2 separate regions of the Mus musculus genome follow, and region 2 is linked to region 1. A link is a loop called in an ENCODE intact Hi-C map of the cell type or tissue named here. Cell type or tissue: left cerebral cortex. All regions are shown on one strand. Links, peaks and the distances in the headings refer to the core of each region. The heading gives the core; the rest is flanking DNA.

Region 1 (12,031 bases), core at 2,336-10,335:
TGGAACTAATATTCCTTTATCAGTGAGAACATATCATGTGTGTTCTTTTGCGATTGTGTTACCTCACTCAGGATGATATTTTCTAGTTCCATCCATTTGCCTAAGAATTTCATAAATCCATCATTTTTAATAGCAGAGTAGTACTCCACTGTGTAAATGTAACACATTTTCTGTATCCCTTCCTCGGTTGAGTGAAATCTGGGTTCTTTCCAGCTCCTGGCTATTATAAATATGGCTGTTATGAACATAGTGGAGCATGTGTCCTTATGACATGTTGGAGCATCTTCTGGGTACGAGCCCAGGAGTAGTATAGCTGGGTTACTTAATATTTCTATCAATTTAAAGACATAGATCATATGGGAAGGTATGTGTAGCTTATATACAAATAAACTCCATTTCATAGGAGATGCTTGAGCCATATTATTTGTGTGTGTGAGCAACAGCCTATTGCTTAGAGAGACATGAAGAACAAAGAGACAAAACACTCAAAGCAACCTCTACTCAGCCTTAAGAACGGCAAATGTACCTCTGGGAAACGTTCCCTATGCTCTGCTTGTTGGAAAAAGGAACTTTTTTTATATTTGCTGATACAGAGATTGTGCTCCACTGTAAATTTCTTAGAATTATTCAGGCACCAATAAGGAGTTAACTTGGTGTTGATTGCAGCATTGTGACCTCACACAAATAGACAGAAACATCAGGAGAGCCTCAGATCTGCTGCTGCTAGAGGGGTGGGTAGTAAGGACACTACTGAGCTCTAGACAGAGCACTTCAAGTGAACGGACCCTAGGGGAGTCTGCTAAATAGAAGGGGCCTCAAGGAGTCCCTGAGAAGGGAAGGACCCAGGGCTTCACTCAAAAGCCAAAAGCAGAGCAGCCATCTTAACATACAGGAAATGCCCCCAAGGGAAGTCAGGAAGGGAGGTAAGATGTCTCCCTCCCCTTTCTTTCGCTGAGAAATGCCCTCAGAGTATCCATTTTCTTACTTTGGTTTGTTCCAAACTTCAATTGTCTTTCATCTCCCATTTCCTATAATTTTTTCTGTTGAGGTTGTAAGGATTTCAACATCAGCTTTCAAATCATAATAAGTGGTTATTTCAGTTAATTACCATTTTTTAAAATAAATTTCAGTTACCATTTCTTATATATAAATTTCAAAGCACTCTCTCTTTTTTTTTCCTAACTTGTTTGGGTTTGTATAGCATTTTCTTCTGTTAACAAACAATAAATGTCATTTCTCCCCCTTCTGTCACAGTACTTTGTTGTTGGAGTCTCAACCATGGAAAGGTTATCCTTCCTAATACAGTCATGTCTCTAAGCTCTTGCTTAAAGGTAAAGACTCATTCTGAAAAGGCAGGCTTAGGAGAATGTGTTACATCACAGTGTGTGCTCACATGAACATAAACTGTGCGGCCTCCCCACACCTAGTCTCCACAGGACACCCTGCTCCCCACACCAGGCTTCCTATGTCACAGGGTTGACATCACACAGAACTTGATACCTATCCTCTATACCCAACAGGCTCCTCTCTGCCTCTTCTGTCAAGTTTTTAGGAAAGCTGTTTCTACAATACTGTAGGCAACCCCGTACCGAACTACAACGGGCAATACTGTAAACTTTCTTTGTTTCTAGAGTCCACGTGTGTAAAAGGACATCACTGTTTCCTAGGCATGATCCTTGAATTGCTAAACATAAGAATAATAATGAGACAGGGCAAACTCCCATAAGGCTTGGTGCGACATTGCCAAGTGGGCTCCTCAGACTGTGACAGCAGCTCATTGACTGGAGGATGTCATTTATCTACCCCTCCCCCATAGCAATCCCACAGCTTTTGGTTAACAGGAAAGTGACACTCTTTTTAAATTCTCAAGTTGATCTCAACCTTCCTTGGGGGTGGGGGTGGGGTTCTTCTTCAAGGCTTTCACTATGGTTTGAATGTGCAATGTCTCAACACAGGTTCTAGTGTTTCAACAGTCCTTCCCTCCCCGCTGACACTGTTTGGAGAGCTTGTTTGGAGAGCTTGTGCGCAGGAAGAAATGGGTTGGTTGCTACCCTGTTGGCAGTGGCAGCGTTGAGCATTATAGCTTGGCCCCACTTCTGCCCCAGTTTCTTTCCCCAGGCTACTCTTGGGAAGGAAGTGTTCCCTTCTGGTGCCCTTTCTACCATGATGGCAATGTATCCCTGAACTACTTGTAAACTAATCCCTCCTGTACTAGGTTGTTCTGTTAGATATATCTGTCGCCAGCAAGGATTCAAGTAGCTAACGCAATCTTAGGATTTCTATCTGACCTATGGTGGCAGAGAGGGCTTTTACATTATAATTGGAATCCGAGGGTCTTCTCCAGAAGAGACAGTCTTGGGCAAATGATTATTCTGCATGCTTGCAATGAAGGCCTTGAGAAGATGAGATTTTTTTTTTTCTGTTTTGCACGCTAGTTGTAAATTCCATGGTTTGATAGGCAGGCAGCGTGATGTAAAAAATACTTGAAGACTGGGTTGGGCAGGGCATATTCCAGGTTTTTGGGTTTTTTTTTATTTTTTTAAATCGTTTACTGATCACTCGAGGAGCAATACCTGGCCTTTGTATCCTGTCTTCACATTTCTAAGAAACAATAATACATAATTTAACTACTCTCGATTGAGACACAGGAGAGGATAGACTCCAGAAAAAATTTGTAAGTTGTACAAATACCATTGTGTATTTTATTGCAAATAATTGTGAGCTGCCAGAGCTGTTGGCAATTAACCCTGAGTCTTCTGGAAGAGCAGTCGCCATCTCTAAGCTTACCCTTTTGTGTGACGTTATCCCAGATGACTTGTGTATTCACATCTCTGCAGCAGAATACATTGTTTAAAAATGTCCCTGGGTGTAATATGTTAAAAGAAACCAGGAGGAGTGTCAATGGAGCTCCTATTTAAAAAGAAATTCCCATAAGCTATACTAAGTCAAATTCATAATTCCAAAAATTGGAGAAACACCTAGAAATACTAAAAAAAAATTTTAAAGATTAAAAACCAAAAATATAAAAACAACAACAACAACAACAAAAAACTCACATTGAAATTTCTGCGTGCACGTCCTTAATGCACTCCCTCCTTGATCCACCCCAGGCAAGTACTTACCATAAAACGCCCTTGGTACAGTTCAGCCACAGCCTCCAACTGAAAGACTCTGCTAAGGACAGCAAGGATTCCCTGGCAGAATTTCAAAAAAGCAGCAGGCAACAATTTAATTAGGTCTGAGTCAATAATTCTCCGTGCACCCCAGCAGGTCAGTAAACCGTAAGCCTTCTCAGCAATTATCTGCAAGAGACCATTCCTAAGGATATATCTGTCGCCAGCAAGGATTCATTCAGCTGAGCTCTTGGCAGTACCCAATTTAGGACTTTCGTTCATTTGTTCGTTTTTCTTATTTTTGGATTGTTTCTTAGCCTGGTGAGTGATGAAGAGTGACATCATAACTCTGCTGGAATCCTTGATTTGGGAAACAATGTGTAACATGCAGGAAAATCCCAAGTAGTCAACAGGAGAGAAGGGAGAAGGTTTTAAAAAAATAATAAGAATTTCATAGGCACTTTGTAAAATTCAGGGCTTCTGCTCTCTGAAAACTGTCAGCATGCAGAGTTCAGACAGTAATAGCATGGATCCTAGTTGGAACGGCTCACTCCCGTTTCTTTGTATGCTTCAAGTGGACTCCCCATACCTTTCCTGTCCTTGACTTCATACCTATGTTAAGCAGCCCTTGGAATATGGCCTGCCCCGATCAAACTCATCAATAGACTCTAAAAGCTGCTTTGGGTCATTTTTTCAGCTTTGATTATAGTGTTCAGCCTTGAGAAGTGTGAACATTTTGATCAAAGAATGTAATAATATAATAATGTCACTACATTCTGTAACAATATAATAACGTCAGAATCTAACAAGATGAGCATGGGAACTTGGCTCCCAGGTCCACCTCCTTCAGGGCACACCGCACTAGGTGCCATGTGGTCTCAGGCCTCGAGAATTTACTCACTGTTTTAGGGTTTCTCTGATTGCACATAGCAAGTCAGACACAGAATTTCATCCTACAAGGTAAAGATGAATTAATAATAGCCTATACTTTCAGGGGGCTGGTGAGGTTTTTTTTCTTACCCCCTCGGGATTACTCTTGTGGCCTAATGAGCAGGGTTCTCACTGCTTGTCCAGCTGATCTCGATAATCAGCACACATTGGTGTTTGCCATATGTAGAGCACTCCAGATAATATCTTCCTTAACATGCAGGTAGCTGGTGAAGAGTCGATGATGTGCTCCACCATGAATGTGGAGGTACCCTTCTGTTTGGCATCTCGGTGATACCTGGACTCCCTTTGGTCCAGCATCATTGATGATTTCATATTTAGGCTAGAGGATAGAGGAAAAGATGAGAGTTCAACGGCACATATACACTATGTCTTTATCTTTACACACACACACACACACACACACACACACACACACACACACACACACACACCATACATAGGCCTTTGTGGTGTCTCTACAAACATGTCTGTGAATCTCTGGACCATCCATTAAGAAGTGTCTCATATATGCCCTCCTTTTGAATCCGTGCATTTCTTTGCAAATGATGATGTGAGACTTGCAGGGTAGGGAGAACATGAAAACATTGTCTGGTTCTTTTATGACAGTCATGCTGGGACTCTTGAGTCATGAAGAAGTAAACTGTGATGTACCCACAAACCAGATCTTGTAAGAAGTGATGTCTCCCAGAGATAAGATCAGATGGAGGATATCTATCAGGAAGAGTGAAACTTGAAAGAGCTAAGTCATTTCCTGTGTTCACCTTCACCTCATCTTGGCCCTTGCCTATTGGATGGTGCCATGTCACACACGTCTCTCTCTCATGTATCAGGCCTCTCTAGAGATACCCTCACAGACACACTAGGTTGCTAATCCTCTAGGTATCTCTAACTTAGTCCAATTGACAGGGTTAACTGTCACATGAATCCTTTCAGAAATTGTGTTTGTCTCCAAGACTACATATGTGGACGTCTTTAAAAATAGACAACTACTAAGCCAGGCATAGTGGCACATGCCTTTCATCCCAGCACTAGGAAGACAGAGGCAGGCAGATCTGTGTGCATCAGAGGCCAGCCTGGACTACAGAGTGAATTCCAGGATAGCCAGAGCTCTTAGTGAGACCCTGTCTTGAAAAGACAAAACTAACCGAACAACCAAACAAAGACAATGGAGCAAATGATGCCAATAAAGTCCCTTGGTTCTACATGTACAGGAGCAAGAAGACAGAGCTAACTCCTTGCCAATCTGTTCTCCAGCTGGAACATTGCTATATAGCCATTACTGCCATCTGTTGGTAGCAAAGTTAATATGTTTCTGTTCTGGAAATTAGCTGTGCTCCAGCAATGGCTTGAAAACAATGGGTTTTGTAAGCACTGGTGCGTCTATATATAACGACACAGCTTTGGCGAGCAGTCAGCTTTTAGGAGACACTGTGGGGGTATGAGTCACTGTTTCATAAGCACCAATTGTCTGCATTTAGTCATGCGTATAGCTGATTTTGAAGTAATTGTGTTTTTGTAGAAATAACATTTTAGGAGTCAAATGAGCCTTAGAAACTTTACTTAACATAGTTAGACAATTTCAGACAGATGGCAATCCCTTGCTCTTTTTTGATGGAAGGAATATTTTATTTATAGCATGTAATTCCTGAATGAACTTTCATCCTGATGATATCTTTCCTAGTCATTATCCATTGTCTCTGCTACTGTTGAACATAAGTGAGTCTGAAATTACTCTAGAACGTTCTTTCCTTAACAGCATCCTTTTCTGATTTAGTAATTCCTCAAAATGATCTCATTTCTCTCGGGAGGCTTATGTCCTTCCTTCCCACTGTCCCCACAGGGGGTCCCAACATCATCATGTCATAATTGTGTTATGTTTATGTATTAGTTACATCTCCTCTTTCTAAATTGTAAGACAGAAGTAGGGTGATGTATCACTTCTGCATCCCCAGATCCTACCCCAGGGCCTTATACACATTTAAGAAATAACCCTGGAGATAATTGAAGAACCAGACTGTGTTCATTTTAGGCTTCAAAGGCATCTTATAAAATACAAACTAGGTTCTTCTTGTTTATGATTAAATCTCTGTTTCTCAAGGATCGGGCTATGCTCTGCCTGTAACCTTAACTACGAACAATTCTGTACTGCATGTTCTGGTAATGGCAATCATGCCTTTGTTTCAAAATGTTAATAAGCATCCTGTAACTGCAGCCCTACCTTGTTTCAAAAGGATTGTTATGGCTACCTTGTTATGACTACCTGTTGTTCTGACCACCTTGCAATCGCGCCTTTGTTTCAGGAGGTCATTGTGAGGAACCTGTCATGCTTATGTTCTGCCCCTATAACCTCACCTATTTTACCCTCCAAAGCCCCGTTTGGAAAGCTCCTACCTCTGAGCGATAAAAGCCTTATCTTCTGTTATGTCCGGCCAGCATCCAATGCTGATCTCTTAAGCCTCACCCTAAGGGAGGCAGCCTGTGTACTTGAACTTTAACAAGCTTGCTTTAATTAATTGCTTGCTTTAATTCACTTACCTAAGTTGCTCTTTCTCCTCCCATTATTGGGATTTTCACAGTGTCTGTAGCTGGTTCTCAGAGCTTTCAATCCCCATCACAGACTCTGGAGTTCCCTAGCTCTCTCTGTCTCCATCTAAGTAACTTTACAGCGCTTTAGAAGAGCAATGGATTTGCTTATTTTGATGGTGGCAGTTATTTCTAAATTCTATTTATTCTTATGTGTACGGATGCAGGAGTAGGTCTGGGTATCACATGTGTTCAATGTCTACAGAGGCCAGAAGAGGGCATCAGAGTTATGGGTGGGGTTACAGGCGGCTGAGAGCTACCAGGTGGGTACTGGGAAGTGAACTTTGGTCTTCAGCCTGTTCTCTTCACCACTGAGCCACCTCTCCAGCCCTGGCAGCTATTTCTAATTTGCTTAGTATTGAGGATAGGCGGTGGGTATCCTTTTTAAACACATTTTTACAAAATACATGTGTAAAGGTTTTAGTTATTAATGATATCTTATTTGTTTTTGCTAATAATCCCATAAAGTAGCCAAGTTTGGAGGAAAGCATGTTGGATTCTCCCTTCTCCCCCTCTTCCTCTCCTTCCCTTCCCCTTGCCCTCTCTCCTTCCTCCCCAGCCCCCCTCCCTTTCTCCTCTTGGTTCTGCTTGGTCTGTGGTGCTAGTGTTAAGGTTCCTTTTATCTATTGGCTCAGAGTCTTTGTCTTTAGATGAGAGGTTTGGCTTGGTTGTTCCCTAATCTTTCTAAGGGGCCAGATTCCATTGAGATCAGAGTTGGTGAAGAAGTGGGAGTTGGATTTTTGGGAGGTTTTCAGACAGTACCCTCAGGGATGTTTTCACCTCACCAGCCAGCCCCCTCCTTCTTGCTCCCTTGATAGCATTTCTACAGCCAAAAATGAGCTAGTTTCCATCACGAGTTACAGCGACTGACACGGGGACATTTCTCACTATGAGTTCATTTGTGTTTCCTTGGTTGATAGCTGTGTGTGCTGACAGCCAATGTCTAAGCTTAAGCACCCCCTCCTCCCTTTCTGCCACACTGTGGTTTCCCTCTCATGTAATGAAATTGTTATTTCTATTGTTTTGTGAATGCTCAGTTCCCCTCTAGTTAAAAGCTTATGAATATTCATTGCCAATTACCCACACACACAAGCACTCAGGTGTGTACACACACATAGACATTAACTAGGGGGAGGAGAAGGGAGGTCCCTAAGTGTGAAGAGTCCAGAAAACTAGAAGGGGAAAGAGCAAAAGTGGGGAGAATTAAGTAGAGAAAGAAACAGCAACAACCAGCACCCAAATTACAGTTATGAAGTAACAACAAAAAAATAATTTCTATGCTTGGGGGTCCCCACAACCAGGTCAGTCCATAAAGTCTTCCATAACCTGGTCATTCTTAGTTTGTTTTGAGACAGGGTTTCCCTGTGGGGCCGTTGCTGTCCTAGAACTCACTAAGTAGACCAGCCTGACCACTAACTCCTAGAGACTCACCTGTCTCTTCCTGGGTGCTGGGACTAAATGTGTGCCACCATGCAACTCTCTTAACAAAAGAATTTGGTCAGGCTTATTTGTGTGTGTGTAATGATAAATACGTGATATAAAGTTTTTCTGTCTTTCCTACATGTAGAATTTCCATCATTATGCTAAAATAAATGAAATTTCTCTTGTGTTTCCTTCGACTTCCTTTCTATATGCTGACATTGCAGCATAATCTCTCTAGGCATGTGGAAGCCAGCCTTTTCTACACCTGACCTTAGAATCCCATCCTCCTGCCTCCTGAGGGCTCCACCTTGACTACCCACTCCTCTTAGGTATTCTCTTTGTCTCAGTCAGTACACACACAACTTGTGAAAAAACCAAAGTAATGGCTGGTGGACAGGTGTGTTAGGAATGAAATTAAAACTGGAAGACTTTGGCAGCAAGGCATGTTAACCAACTGCTTAACTTTCGTAATGCATAGAAGACCTGTAGACACTAGAGAGCATGTAGTGCCAGGAGCAGGCCCATCCTGCATGTAGGAGGAGCTCCTTACTAGGCAAAAGACATTTAGGATGACTCATGAAGGATGAGTAAGTCATTATGCAACATGGAGAGATGAGTCCAGGGTTCCTACAGTACAAGGCCTACCAAAGAGGCATCCTGACCTGGTTTTCGGTCATGCATCTCAACAAGGGATGCTGTCCTGGGTGGGAGCCATCAGGATGATCAGAACCCTTTGCATTCACATCCACAGCCTATCATCTTAAGACCAAGAGATAGGTAAATCATGTTGCCCACGAGTGATATCTTGTATGGGATAATAAAATCGATTTGCAGCACCTGAGAGATGGCTCAGAGACTCCTTTGCTGCTCTTTTGTAGATGACCCAGGTTTGGATCCTAGTACCCACATGAGAGCTCCCAACTGTCAGTGACTCTGATTCCGGGGATCCATTGTTCTCTTCTAACTCCCATGGGCTTCTACATGCATGTAGTATTCATACATACATACATACATACTCATTAAATGAACATTAAGAAAGAAAGGCAGGAGGAAGGACAGACAGAACAGAACAGAATAAGGAAAAACAGGCTAAGCCAGGTAGTGGTGGTGTACACCATTAATCCCAGCACTTGGGAGGCAGATGCAGGCGGATTTCTGAGGCCTCGAGGCCAGCCTGGCCTACAGAGTGAGTTCCTTGACAGCCAGGGCTACACAGAGAAACCCTATCTTGAAAAACAAAAAAAAAAAAAAAAAGAAAAGAAAAGAAAAGAAAAGAAAAGAAAAGAAAAGAAGAAGAAAGAAAGAGAAAGAAAGAAGAGAAAAGAAACGAGAAAAAGAAAAAAAAGAAAAAGAAACAAAGAAAGAAAGAAAATCAGGCTTAAGCCACTTCAAACTCCAACCTACTCTCATGATGCTTGACTTTTCCTAGGAGACATAAACAAATGTCTATCCACCCAAAATAGGGCACCAGGAACAGACCCAAGAAACAGCTTGTCCGCGTCTAGCTCAGTGAACTAATAACTTACTGAGCTCTCTGACCGAAGCGTGGTTGAGGGGTTACTCATAGGAATGTATGAGACTGCAAGACAGCCACAGAGCTGTAAAGTCCCATGTCAGCATGGCTGTCGGCCTCGGCAACGGAAGAGAGTGTCCCTTCTTCAGTTAACCATGTACCTTCTGCATGCTCTACCATTTCAAAAGATGGCGAGCAGCCAGGGCCGAGTTTTGCAGAGCTGGGTGAAGGGTGGGTGAGGAGGGAGTGGGTGGAGAGTCAGGTGAAGGCCTAATGACCCTTCTGTGAGGGAACGTCCACAGGCCTGATCTTGCAAAGGCTTCGTGGAGATCTGATTAAGATGGTGATGGGCACGCAGTGCTGAGAACAGGGTGCCACACAGTTTGAAGAAGTTGGTGGAGGCTGGGAAACGTGGTTCAGCTTCTCTAAGCCTCCACTTTTTTCATCTCTAGAACGGGGAGCAACACTGACTGTAGTGATCAGAAACCCGTGTTGAAACTGGCTTAGATAATAAAAAGCAGTATTAACTCCGAGAACCAGGACTCTGCTCAAGGACAGCGTTTTCTAAACGCTGGTTCCTGTTCCCCCTCCCCCCACATACACACACTTTCCACCCTATCCCTCTCTCAGGTTTACTTTCTTTTTAACTGCGTGTGTGTCTGTGTGTGTGTGTGTGTGTGTGTGTGTGTGTGTGTGTGTGTGTGTGTGTGTGTGCTAGTACAGAAACCCAAGAGGGCAGGAAGGTCAGATCCCTGTGGCTCTGGACTAACAAGTGGTTGTAAACCACCCGCGGATCCTGGGAATTGAACTTGTGCCTTTAGCTCTTACCCACTGAGCCAGCTCTGTCTTTGCCCTGGTTGCTTCTCTCAGTTTTCTGGGCCGCTGCACTTCCTTGAGTAGGTTTCAATTTGCAATGATGTCACAAAGCAGCTGCACCAAAGCAACCTCCTACTCCTCATATGTCTCTTGGGGATGATGGAACACCCCAGAGCTCTGGCCCGTGTCCCCTCACTGGGTCAGGTGCTTATTCCTGGGGGGGGGGGGAATGACAACAAGGAATGAGAAGGGCATCAGAGAAATCAAGCCCACCCTGACCGGCTGAGTTCTCGGGTGGGTGTTTAACTTCGGGGGGGGGGGGCGGGATGGGAGGGGCGTGGCGGGGGGAGGTGGCAGCAGCGGGGGTGGGGTGGGGGGTAGGGGTGGGACCACACGGTGCTGACAGAGAGTAGGGCACACTCAAAAACTGCATGCCCAGGGCTAATGTCTGCAGTTTACTTAGCTAACCAAGTCATCGATCGACATTAGTACAGTCAGTACGAGGGTAATTCAGGAAACTTCCGTAGTTCAGTGGAGAATCCAAATACCTAATGTATCCCCTCAATGCCAGCTCGAACACTACACTGTACCACTGCACGCTTTCCCCAAGGACAGTCCATTCTATAATAGACTTGCAGTTGACTGGCACTTAGACATAACTGTAGTCGATTGTCAAGAAAAAAAAAACAAAAAACAAAAAACGTGAGTTAATGGCTGTCAGTTCCTCAAGGAGGACATCCCAGGGGAAGATGCTAGCATTTCCTTAATATGCTTGAAGACCTAAACTTTAAGAAATCAGAAGACCACCGGAGTCCTTTATGTAGACTCTGTAACCTTTCTCCTTCTATCTTTATCCTCTGAAAACTATCTGCACCAGCAACCTATGGGTCGCAATCCCTTCAGGGGTGGCATACTAGATGTCCTACATATCAGATATTCATATCAGATATTTATGTACATTATGATGCATAACAGTAGCAAAATTATAGTTATGAAGTAGCAATGAAAATAGTTTTATGGTTGGGGGTCACCACAACATGAGGAACTGTATCAAAGGGTCACGGTATTAGGGAAGCTGAGAGCCACTGACCTAGAACATCCTTCTCAGATCACGATTTCTTCAGTGACTGCCTGACCCGGGACACTGGACCCAGCCATAGCTGCAGTCACTTTTGTCCACAGTGACAATGGAACATTCTACCTTAGAAATGCAAGCTCTGGTCCTCCTGGGAGCGCTCTATCAGGTGGATCTAGGGAGATCCTGTGGGTCATAGGTGGGGCTGACATTACTCTGGATCTATATTAGTTCTAAATGCAGTCAGCTGACCTCAGAGAGCTGTCTCTGGCTCCTTGTGGAGAGCATCGCTCAGCCATTCCCTTCGTTGTTTTGCTAACCCATTTGGACTCTTTACCTTAGTGTTCTGTTTGGGCCCCTGAGTTGCTGACCCAGTTTTGCAATGTTTATTCTGGCTGCGGCTCTGCATTCCTTGGGGACTTGACTTTCAGTATTTGCCTGTCTGTACATTGCCCAACTCGCGGCAATTGATGCCTCATTTCTCTGCCCCACCCAAACCACAGGCTGAGTATGCACCTGGGCTACGTCCCAGAGACGATTCTAGAATCCACAGTCACA
Region 2 (12,031 bases), core at 1,316-9,315, 880 kb before region 1:
TTCCTACATGTGGACATACAGTGTGGCTAGCTGCCTCATGTTCCCAAAGTCATGCCTTCATTGCAACCTACACTGTATCCTTCTTAAGCCATGTACACAAGTAAACCCTTCCCACAAGCTGCTCTTGCAGGGTGCTCCTCACAGTGTTGAGAAAATGATACATATACATAGCTATACATAGCTAATCCCTTGCCCTGGCTATTGTCACATGGAGAGAATAGTGACTTCTCCCACATCACAGCCAAGTGTGGTAGGATGAATCAGTTCTTTGGAAATGAGATAGAAGGCAAAATTCCTGAGAAGTTTCAGGCAACCTTTTTGCTTGTCTACAAAAATAGCTTGCCTATGAAAAAGCAACAGAGATGCCAGGCTTCTTCCCATATCTACTTACATAAGGTTTCATCTACCATGGCTTAACTTATTACAGCAACAAGGTCATTTTGTAAATAAATAAATAAATAAATAAGCTTATGACTAGGGCTGGTATGCTAACTAGGTACAGTTAGTGAACATTCTAGGTCTCCTGAATCAATGCCCACCACTGATCCATGAATTTGGTGCTGTGTCAGAAAGTGTACCTTATTATTCAAACTATCACTTAAGATTCCTGCTCTCTCCAGCTAGCCATATGCTTCATGTATGCTTTGTATATTAGCTAATTTCCTCATCACTGTGACCAAGTCCTTGTCAAGAAACAACTAAGAGAAGGTTTCGTTTTGCATCAAAATCTAAGAAGGAATAGGATCTGTCATGGTAGGGAAGCACAATGGTAATAGCATTGCATCCACAGTCAGGAAGCAAAGATCAAGGCTCAGTTTGCTGTCTTCTTGCTCTTCTTACTCCATCTGGAAATCCAGCCTGTGGGATGGATTCAGAGTGTGCCTGCCTCAACACTTACATCTCTCTGGGAACACTCTTACATGCATTCACAGAGGTATATCTTCTAGATGATTCTATGTATAGTTAAGTTGAAATTGAGAATTAATCATCTCATATTGTTACTTTTCTTCCACGTTAATGAGAAAGCAGTGTCACCTCTGTCTTATTTTACTACGTGGAATTATACTAGTTACTGGATCCATGGCCGTGACTAAATATCTGACAACTTCCAAAAGAAGTGTTTATTTTGTCTTCTGGTTCCTAGAGAAGTAGCCCATCTTGGCCCAGAAGGTAGGCAACAGGAGCAGAAGGCCTCTGGTCACATCATATCCACTGTCAAGATGCAGAGAGGGATGAAGCCTTCTGCTCATGTCTCTTTCTCAATCCAGGATCCTAGCCTAGGGAATGGTGTCACCCATGATGTGCAACTTCCCACCTCAGTTTGCCTACTTTAGACAAACTCTCACAGACCAGACCAGAGATTTATCATTACAGAGATTCTTGGTCCTGTTGAATTGACAATTAAGATTAACAGTCACAGGAGCATTGCCTGGTTCAATGTGTCAATATCTAACTTGAAAAGACTCTATCTCAGATGTGTTTTAACCATGCCTATTTGAACATTTAAAAGTATGGGGAACAATCCTTGATGGTATAATAATCACAAAAATGAAAGAGAATGAAGGTAGGCAGTCACTATCACCCACCTACAGCCTATCAAAGGTGTTACTGTGAGTGGCTCAGCATGAGATTGCATAACTAGACCAAGACATTTATAAAAAATCCATATTTGTCAGCTTTCTGTCACTGATACAAAATGTTGAAATAAGTAAAAAAGTGGAAAGGTTTCCATGGGCTGATGGTTTTGAGGTTTGGGGTCAGTGGTTGGTTGACATTGTTATTTTGGGGGTGAGAGAAAGCAGCACATTTTGGTGGGGCACATGAAGACAAGCAGACTGTTCCCATCACTGGGACTGGAAACAGAGAAACAGGAAGACACTGGAGTCCTATAGCATCTTTCAGGGGCACATCCCCAATGCTAAGCCTTAGCACTCCCCCAAAGCATCAAGTTAGGAACAAATCATTAGCAAGAACCTCTAGGACAATTCTAGATTCAAAGCACAGGAAACATGAGTGAGGTCTAAATATTTCTATATTCAACTAGTTTAAATCCTCACATCCCCACCTCCAAACCCCTCTGAATTGGAGCGAGTCTCCTCAAAATCCCCAAGTTTTAAAATGTTGGATGTTAGTAATACTTAGCTTGCTCAATACTTTTATTGACTGTAATATAAAAATCTCCCAAGGCAAAGGACTCTTTCATTACCTTTTAAAACTAGGTTAATGTGGCATAGGGAAGAAAATGTCAGAGAGTAAAGACGATGAAATCATACCTGATCAATTTAAAAGTTACCAAACATCATCAGGTGATAGGAACAAATTAAGTAAACAAAGCAATAGCATTTCTAGGCTGGCTAATCTCGCATTATTAAGGGCATGATATAAGAGGCTGACTATTGTTTATTGTTAAGGGCCAGGCAGGTCTAGGACTTTCCAGGAGGCCCTGATGTATACGGGAGGAACTTAGTTCCTTGTGTAAAACATGTACATATTTGGCTGATGATTAGTCACAACGTCATTGAGCATTCAGCCTGTGACACCCTTGAGATACCCTGGGTTCCCTTTGTGCAGCATTGATTGATTAGCTTACTGCTGCCCTCGCCCCGTCATGTGATAGTTTCCTGCTGACTCTGTCCCATTTCCCCCGTGAAGACTGTGTATCCAATACTATACTTCTTAACAAACTTGTTTGGTATAAGAAATAGCTTGTGCAATACTCTTTGGACCCCATTTTTCTATCTTCTTTATCTTCGGATGTCCTGCTCCTTCCTTCTTACGACCCTGTACTTGAAGAACTACCAGCTAGTCCAGATCATATATTATAATAAATAAATGATGTTTATAAGTGAATAACTGAAATTATTTTGTAAACATACATTTCTATTGAAGAAAAAATATTGGTAACTACATGCAAAAGAATATCAAGTAATATCATAGCTAAGTTGTGGTGCTTTGAATATGCTTGTCCCATGGGAAGTGGAATTGTTAAGAGATGTATATCACTATTGTATATCTTATTAAAGGAGCCATAGCCTTGTTAGGAGCAGTATATCACTCCTATGGTGATTGAGCTCTCCTCCTATGCTCAAGTTCCACCCAGTGTATGGAATGAGAGCCTCCTCCTGGCTGCCTTTGGATCAAGACATAGCATTCTTGGCTCCTCTAGCACCATGTCTGCCTAGACACTGCCATGCTTCCAGCCAGGATGCTAATGGACTAAACTTCTGAAACTGTAAGCCAGCTCCAATTAAATTTTTTTTTATAAGAGTTGCCTTGGTCATGGTGCCTCTTCACAGCAATAAAACCCTAGCTAACCAATTCTAAAATACCATAATTAAACCTAGAAACTACCTAACTTCACATCCAAGTGGATGTGCAAGAAAGATTAGATACATCCACACAGTTTTCTGAATGATTCTCAATGTTTATAAGTAATAAAACGTTGGTATATAAACTGTTGTGGGTAGCTTTCAAAGCAAATATGTCAAATAAAACAAAACAAGACAAATAGTGTCTATTGTCAGAGACAGACAGAGAGAGAGAATGCAATCTGAGCTGCATGCAGTGACAATGTTTGTGAGACGGTTCATGAAGGACTAGGAAAGGGTGGAGGAAAGGATGATTGCCTGTGGGCCATGGAGACTTTGAAAAGCTATGTATATGTTAATCATAACAAGGATTTCTGAGCAGATACTTTTATCAAAATAGATAAAATATAACTCAAAAATATACAACGATATTGTATGTCAACGACTTAAATGCAATCTCTTTTAAAGGTGTGTTTATTATAGTGGTTTGAACACTTTCAGAACTTTACTGTGTTTTCTAATTTCTTACTACATTTCTGGTAAGAGCCTATCTACATACTTCAAATATGTTTTCTGAGAGAAGATTTTTTCCTTCCTTTCCATTCTGTTTCTTGATGCACAGATTAGCATTGATCCATTTCCTGCCTTATTTTCTCATGACCTCTTTTGTGCCCCTTCATTCCAACTTAATTTGATTTCTGAAAGGCTCAGCAAAAAGGAAAAGGGAAGTTTTATACCATTTCCTATAGTACAAGCCATTGTGGTCCTGTAAGTTGGCATTAAAGAATAAAATACAGTGATTAAATTAATATATGATCAAGATTATAACTTTACATAATATAGATGGAAGGCAATTTAAGGGACATTAAGCCCTTAACTTTAAGTCTTTTGTCCCAAGATAATCACGGTGAAGATGTCAACATGTATGTATTGGTTTTCAACTCTGTGTAAAATATCTGGCAACTTATAAGAAAAAAGATTTATTTGGCTTATAGCTTCAGTTCACATTCACTTGGCCCAACCCACTTGGGCAGAACATCATGTTGGCAGGAACATGGGGCAGAGAATAGCCTTACATAATAGCTGTGAAGCTTAGAAAGACCTGAAGGGGCCAAGGATAAGATATCCTCAAGGGTATAGCCCTAATTGAGTCTAAACCCACCCCCACCCCCAAATCACATTGACACCTGTAGCCCAGGGTTTCAATGCATGAAGCTTTTGGAGGGATACTTCACATGCAAACTATAACCACGAAAATTATAGTCTATGTAACATACACAAGTGTAAATACATTTGGTCCATACCCTCGTTATATAATAATCTACTAATATTGCCTGGCACGTACTTCTTAGATATTCTAATGTACCTGGAAATGGCTTTTAGCACAGAGCCACCTCCTTGCTTTTGTTTTGTGACTATATCAGAATACTCAAGCGAAGTACATTTCTGTTTCAAAGAGTTTGTAGCAATTTGTAGCTCACAAAATTACAGTCTTTTTTTTTTTTTTAATTCTGCTCTGATGCCTTTTTGTCCTTACTGACAATCTCTTTAAGTTCCACCAGGTGGCAGAACAATGACACGCCAGCAGATGAGAAGTAGAAAACAATGGGAAGGCACAACTGCTAAGTCAGCAAAATGTTCTCTTTCCTGTGGTGAAGACAAGCAAACAAGCAAACAAATAAACAAACAAAAAACAAAAAAACAAAAAAAAATTCAGAAATGCCATGCTTTACCACATTAGGAATTATTTCTGACAAAATAACCTCTGTGGATTGCCTTTGCTGGGGTGGAATGACATTGTTCCTGCCCCTGGGACAGTTCCTGCTGGAGTATCGATGGCCACTGTGGGTATAAGTCGTGTTTGTATAATAATACACATATATTTACCTTCCTCCTTCAAGGAATGTCCTCCTTGATTACATTACTGACTCCATGATAATCAGAGACAGCAGGAGTCAGGGAGGCAAAGGTGTGGCTGATGTCTCAACAAAATGGCAAACACTGGGACCTTCTGGACAGACCTTAAGGCTGTGGATAAGAACTCAAGAAACACGAGTTCAAAAACACATAATTTCTCAACCATGCAAAAATATAAGGGTGCAATATGGAATTATATGAGGGAATTCACAAATCTAAAGGAACAAAAACAGCTGGGCTGTGAGCAACCTTGTCAGAAAGATACTACGGAAGGAGATAAAGAGATTTAGGGAACTCAGGGAGCAGGAAGGCCCACTCAGCTAAGTTTTTTTGTTTATGCTTTCAAGGGCATGCAGATTCCTCAGCCCGGATAGAGCAGGGTGAGGTCCAGGTGTGGTACAAATGGTCCTTTCAAGGAGGAGTACTCATCCAGATAGCTTATCATCTGAGTTTAATAGAGGCAGGCAGATCTCTGAATTCTTTAGCAAAGTTTTTTAAAAAAAATGTGCTTGCTCTCTCCCAAGAATTAAGGGGCTGCGGTCACGGGATGCTAATTAATGGGAAAATCAAAAGGAACCTGGAGTAAATGACTGGATTGATATGTAAAATAATATGTAAAATAAAAGACATATGATCTGCAAGAGATGAGCTATCCAGAGAACATCTTTTTCTCTAGGATAGCAAGAAAGGACTGCTTGGAGAACTGTCTCAAGCAGAAAGCAGAGAGGGAGGTGTCTGGAGATCACCGGAGAAAGCAGAACAGAGAAAAGACAATCTGGAGAGTTGTCTCAAGCTGAACATGGGCTCCAGCTTGGGACCACGATTATATTTTCACTGTTCCCAGACACCCCTTCTCTCAGAACTCCTCTCCAAGAGGAGGCTGTTCCTTGGTAGTGTATGTGGGTGTGTGTGGGTACATCCACTTCCATTGTTGAAGGGTTATCCACGAAGGAAGGACATCAGAAAACAAGCCAGCGAGTATGTAAAAACTACTTGAGATAGCCGGCCATCTTCCTGGTGAGAGCACGGGGGTCTGCCCGGCCTGAGAGGTTTGTGGCACAGGCGCCGGCGGGAGCCTTCTTGGCTCCGGGACTCCGCGGAGGGCAGGCTGCACGGGTGACCGTGTGGAATACAGAGTGCCAGCCGTTTCTGGGACGGGTGAGAGAGTCGCAGAGATTCTGGGGCGGCGCCATCTTCAGCTCCAGACAACCAGCCACCTTCCCGGCAAGAGCCACAGAGCTTCTGAGGCTGCGCCAACCTCAGCTCCAGACGGCCGGCCTCCTTCCGGACAAGAGCCACAGAGCTTCTGAGGCGGCGACATCTTCGACTCCAGACAACTGGCCACCTTCCTGGCCAAAGCAACACAGCTTCTGGGAAAGATCCTGTTTTGGGCCTTCACCTTCAGCCAGGAGGAGATCCAAACACCAGATAACTGTACACCTTCCCTGAGAGAGGAGAGCTTGCCTACAGAGACTGCTCTGACCACTGAAACTCAGAGAAGAGAGCTTGTCTCCCACGCCTGCTGATAGAGGGTAACAAAATCAACAGAGGAACAATCTCTTAACAAAGACAACTATAACAACTAACTCCAGAGATTGCCAGATGGCGAAAGGTAAACGTAAGAATCCTACTAACAGAAGCCAGGACCACTCACCATCATCAGAACCCAGAACGCCCACTTCGCCCAATCCAGGACACCCTAACACACCTGAAAAGGTAGACCTGGATTTAAAAGCATATCTCATGATGATGGTAGAGGACATAAAGAAGGAATTCAATAACTCACTTAAAGAAATACAGGAGAACACTGCTAAAGAGTTACAAGTCCTTAAAGAAAAACAGGAAAACACTGCTAAAGAGTTACAAGTCCTTAAAGAAAAACAGGAAAACACAACCAAACAGGTAGAAGTCCTTATAGAAAAACAGGAAAACACATCCAAACAGGTGATGGAAATGAACAAAACCATACTAGACCTAAAAAGGGAAGTAGACACAATAAAGAAAACCCAAAGTGAGGCGACGCTGGAGATAGAAACCCTAGGAAAGAAATCTGGAACCATAGACGACAGCATCAGCAACAGAATACAAGAGATGGAAGAGAGAATCTCAGGTGCAGAAGACTCCATAGAGAACATCGGCACAACAATCAAAGAAAATGGAAAATGCAAAAAGATCCTAACTCAAAACATCCAGGAAATCCAGGACACAATGAGAAGACCAAACCTACGGATAATAGGAGTGGATGAGAATGAAGATTTTCAACTCAAAGGACCAGCAAACATCTTCAACAAAATTATTGAAGAAAACTTCCCAAATCTAAAGAAAGAGATGCCCATGAACATACAAGAAGCCTACAGAACTCCAAATAGACTGGACCAAAAAAGAAATTCCTCCCGACACATAATAATCAGAACACCAAATGCACTAAATAAAGATAGAATACTAAAAGCAGTAAGGGAAAAAGGTCAAGTAACATATAAAGGCAAGCCTATCAGAATTACACCAGATTTTTCACCAGAGACTATGAAAGCCAGAAGAGCCTGGACAGATGTTATACAGACACTAAGAGAACACAAATGCCAGCCCAGGCTACTATACCCAGTCAAACTCTCAATTACCATAGATGGAGAAACCAAAGTATTCCACGACAAAACTAAATTCACCCATTATCTCTCCACGAATCCAGCCCTTCAAAGGATAATAACAGAAAAAAACCAATACAAGGACGGGAACCACGCCCTAGAAAAAACAAGAAGATAATCCCTCAACAAACCTAAAAGAAGACAACCACAAGAACAGAATGCCAACTTTAACAACAAAAATAACAGGAAGCAACAATTACCTTTCCTTAATATCTCTTAATATCAATGGACTCAATTCCCCAATAAAAAGACATAGACTAACAGACTGGCTACACAAACAGGACCCAACATTCTGCTGCTTACAGGAAACCCATCTCAGGGAAAAAGACAGACACTACCTCAGAGTGAAAGGCTGGAAAACAATTTTCCAAGCAAATGGTCTGAAGAAACAGGCTGGAGTAGCCATTCTAATATCGGATAAAAACGACTTCCAACCCAAAGTTATCAAAAAAGACAAGGAGGGACACTTCATACTCATCAAAGGTAAAATCCTCCAAGAGGAACTCTCAATTCTGAATATCTACGCTCCAAATGCAAGGGCAGCCACATTCATTAGAGACACTTTAGTAAAGCTCAAAGCACACATTGCACCTCACACAATAATAGTGGGAGACCTCAACACACCACTTTCATCAATGGACAGATCGTGGAAACAGAAACTAAACAGGGACACAGTGAAACTAACAGAAGTTATGAAACAAATGGACCTGACAGATATCTACAGAATATTTAATCCTAAAACAAAAGGATATACCTTCTTCTCAGCACCTCACGGGACCTTCTCCAAAATTGACCATATAATTGGTCACAAAATAAGCCTCAACAGATACAAAAATATTGAAATTGTCCCATGTATCCTATCAGACCACCATGGCCTAAGACTGATCTTCAATAACAACATTAAGAATGGAAAGCCAACATTCACGTGGAAACTGAACAACACTCTTCTCAATGATACCTTGGTCAAGGAAGGAATAAAGAAAGAAATTAAAGACTTTTTAGAGTTTAATGAAAATGAAGCCACAACGTACCCAAACCTTTGGGACACAATGAAAGCATTTCTAAGAGGGAAACTCATAGCTCTGAGTACCTCCAAGAAGAAACGGGAGAGAGCACATACTAGCAGCTTGACAACACATCTAAAAGCTCTAGAAAAAAAGGAAGCAAATTCACCCAAGAGGAGTAGACGGCAGGAAATAATCAAACTCAGGGGTGAAATTAACCAAGTGGAAACAAGAAGAACTATTCAAAGAATTAACCAAACGAGGAGTTGGTTCTTTGAGAAAATCAACAAGATAGATAAACCCTTAGCTAGACTCACTAGAGGGCAAAGGGACAAAATCCTAATCAACAAAATCAGAAATGAAAAGGGAGACATAACAACAGATCCTGAAGAAATCCAAAACACCATCAGATCCTTCTACAAAAGCTTATACTCAACAAAACTGGAAAACCTGGACGAAATGGACAAATTTCTGGACAGATACCAGGTACCAAAGTTGAATCAGGATCAAGTTGACCTTCTAAACAGTCCCATATCCCCTAAAGAAATAGAAGCAGTTATTAATAGTCTCCCAGCCAAAAAAAAGCCCAGGACCAGATGGGTTTAGTGCAGAGTTCTATCAGACCTTCAAAGAAGATCTAATTCCAGTTCTGCACAAACTATTTCACAAGATAGAAGTAGAAGGTACTCTACCCAACTCATTTTATGAAGCCACTATTACTCTGATACCTAAACCACAGAAAGATCCAACAAAGATAGAGAACTTCAGACCAATTTCTCTTATGAATATCGATGCAAAAATCCTTAATAAAATTCTCGCTAACCGAATCCAAGAACACATTAAAGAAATCATCCATCCTGACCAAGTAGGTTTTATTCCAGGGATGCAGGGATGGTTTAATATACGAAAATCCATCAATGTAATCCATTATATAAACAAACTCAAAGACAAAAACCACATGATCATCTCGTTAGATGCAGAAAAAGCATTTGACAAGATCCAACACCCATTCATGATAAAAGTTTTGGAAAGATCAGGAATTCAAGCCCCATACCTAAACATAATAAAAGCAATCTACAGCAAACCAGTAGCCAACATCAAAGTAAATGGAGAGAAGCTGGAAGCAATCCCACTAAAATCAGGGACTAGACAAGGCTGCCCACTTTCTCCCTACCTTTTCAACATAGTACTTGAAGTATTAGCCAGAGCAATTCGACAACAAAAGGAGATCAAGGGGATACAAATTGGAAAAGAGGAAGTCAAAATATCACTTTTTGCAGATGATATGATAGTATATATAAGTGACCCTAAAAATTCCACCAGAGAACTCCTAAACCTGATAAACAGCTTTGGTGAAGTAGCTGGATATAAAATTAACTCAAACAAGTCAATGGCCTTTCTCTACACAAAGAATAAACAGGCTGAGAAAGAAATTAGGGAAACAACACCCTTCTCAATAGTCACAAATAATATAAAATATCTCGGCGTGACTCTAACTAAGGAAGTAAAAGATCTGTATGATAAAAACTTCAAGTCTCTGAAGAAAGAAATTAAAGAAGATCTCAGAAGATGGAAAGATCTCCCATGCTCATGGATTGGCAGGATCAACATTGTAAAAATGGCTATCTTGCCAAAAGCAATCTACAGATTCAATGCAATCCCCATCAAAATTCCAACTCAATTCTTCAACGAATTAGAAGGAGCAATTTGCAAATTCATCTGGAATAACAAAAAACCTAGGATAGCAAAAACTCTTCTCAAGGATAAAAGAACCTCTGGTGGAATCACCATGCCTGACCTAAAGCTTTACTACAGAGCAATTGTGATAAAAACTGCATGGTACTGGTATAGAGACAGACAAGTAGACCAATGGAATAGAATTGAAGACCCAGAAATGAACCCACACACCTATGGTCACTTGATCTTCGACAAGGGAGCTAAAACCATCCAGTGGAAGAAAGACAGCATTTTCAACAATTGGTGCTGGCACAACTGGTTGTTATCATGTAGAAGAATGCGAATCGATCCATACTTATCTCCTTGTACTAAGGTCAAATCTAAGTGGATCAAGAAACTTCACATAAAACCAGAGACACTGAAACTTATAGAGGAGAAAGTGGGGAAAAGCCTTGAAGATATGGGTACAGGGGAAAAATTCCTGAACAGAACAGCAATGGCTTGCTCTGTAAGATCGAGAATTGACAAATGGGACCTAATGAAACTCCAAAGTTTCTGCAAGGCAAAAGACACCGTCAATAAGACAAAAAGACCACCAACAGATTGGGAAAGGATCTTTACCTATCCTAAATCAGATAGGGGACTAATATCCAACATATATAAAGAACTCAAGAAGGTGGACTTCAGAAAATCAAATAACCCCATTAAAAAATGGGGCTCAGAACTGAACAAAGAATTCTCACCTGAGGAATACCGAATGGCAGAGAAGCACCTGAAAAAATGCTCAACATCCTTAATCATCAGGGAAATGCAAATCAAAACAACCCTGAGATTCCACCTCACACCAGTCAGAATGGCTAAGATCAAAAATTCAGGTGACAGCAGATGCTGGCGTGGATGTGGAGAAAGAGGAACACTCCTCCATTGTTGGTGGGATTGCAGGCTTGTACAACCACTCTGGAAATCAGTCTGGCGGTTCCTCAGAAAACTGGATATAGTACTACCGGAGGATCCAGCAATACCTCTCCTGGGCATATATCCAGAAGATGCCCCAACTGGTAAGAAGGACACATGCTCCACTATGTTCATAGCAGCCTTATTTATAATAGCCAGAAGCTGGAAGGAACCCAGATGCCCCTCCACAGAGGAATGGATACAGAAAATGTGGTACATCTACACAATGGAGTACTACTCAGCTATTAAAAAGAATGAATTTATGAAATTCCTAGCCAAATGGATGGACCTGGAGGGCATCATCCTGAGTGAGGTAACACATTCACAAAGGAACTCACACAATATGTACTCACTGATAAGTGGATATTAGCCCAAAACCTAAGATACCCAAGATATAAGATACAATTTCCTAAACACATGAAACTCAAGAAAAATGAAGACTGAAGTGTGAACACTATGCCCCTCCTTAGAAGTGGGAACAAAACACCCTTGGAAGGAGTTACAGAGACAAAGTTTGGAGCTGAGATAA

Evidence for each region. Peaks named below come from ENCODE experiments on the same cell type or tissue, not always from the same donor. Only the 100,000 strongest peaks of a DNase experiment are listed, where the experiment ranks them.
Region 2: it touches region 1 in a loop (5-fold over the local background); 10 of 42 quality-filtered maps call a loop at or near these places.

Annotation. Positions count from the first base shown.
Region 1 is chr8:36,187,049-36,199,079 of GRCm38, reverse strand. Gm35520 (a long non-coding RNA gene) reads right to left here and starts at 10,607. Exons shown (of 4, transcript XR_870363.2): 1 at 10,411-10,607; 2 at 9,596-10,030; 3 at 3,123-4,383. In left cerebral cortex, for the core only: CTCF peaks have their summits at 5,358 (motif pointing left) and 6,852 (motif pointing right); DNase peaks (open chromatin) are centred at 3,412, 5,404, 6,812 and 8,648; H3K27ac peaks cover 308 bases.
Region 2 is chr8:37,065,972-37,078,002 of GRCm38, reverse strand. No RefSeq gene overlaps it. Among named protein-coding and RNA genes, the nearest start is that of G630064G18Rik, 48 kb to the right of the region's middle. In left cerebral cortex, for the core only: a CTCF peak has its summit at 4,874 (motif pointing right); a DNase peak (open chromatin) is centred at 4,897.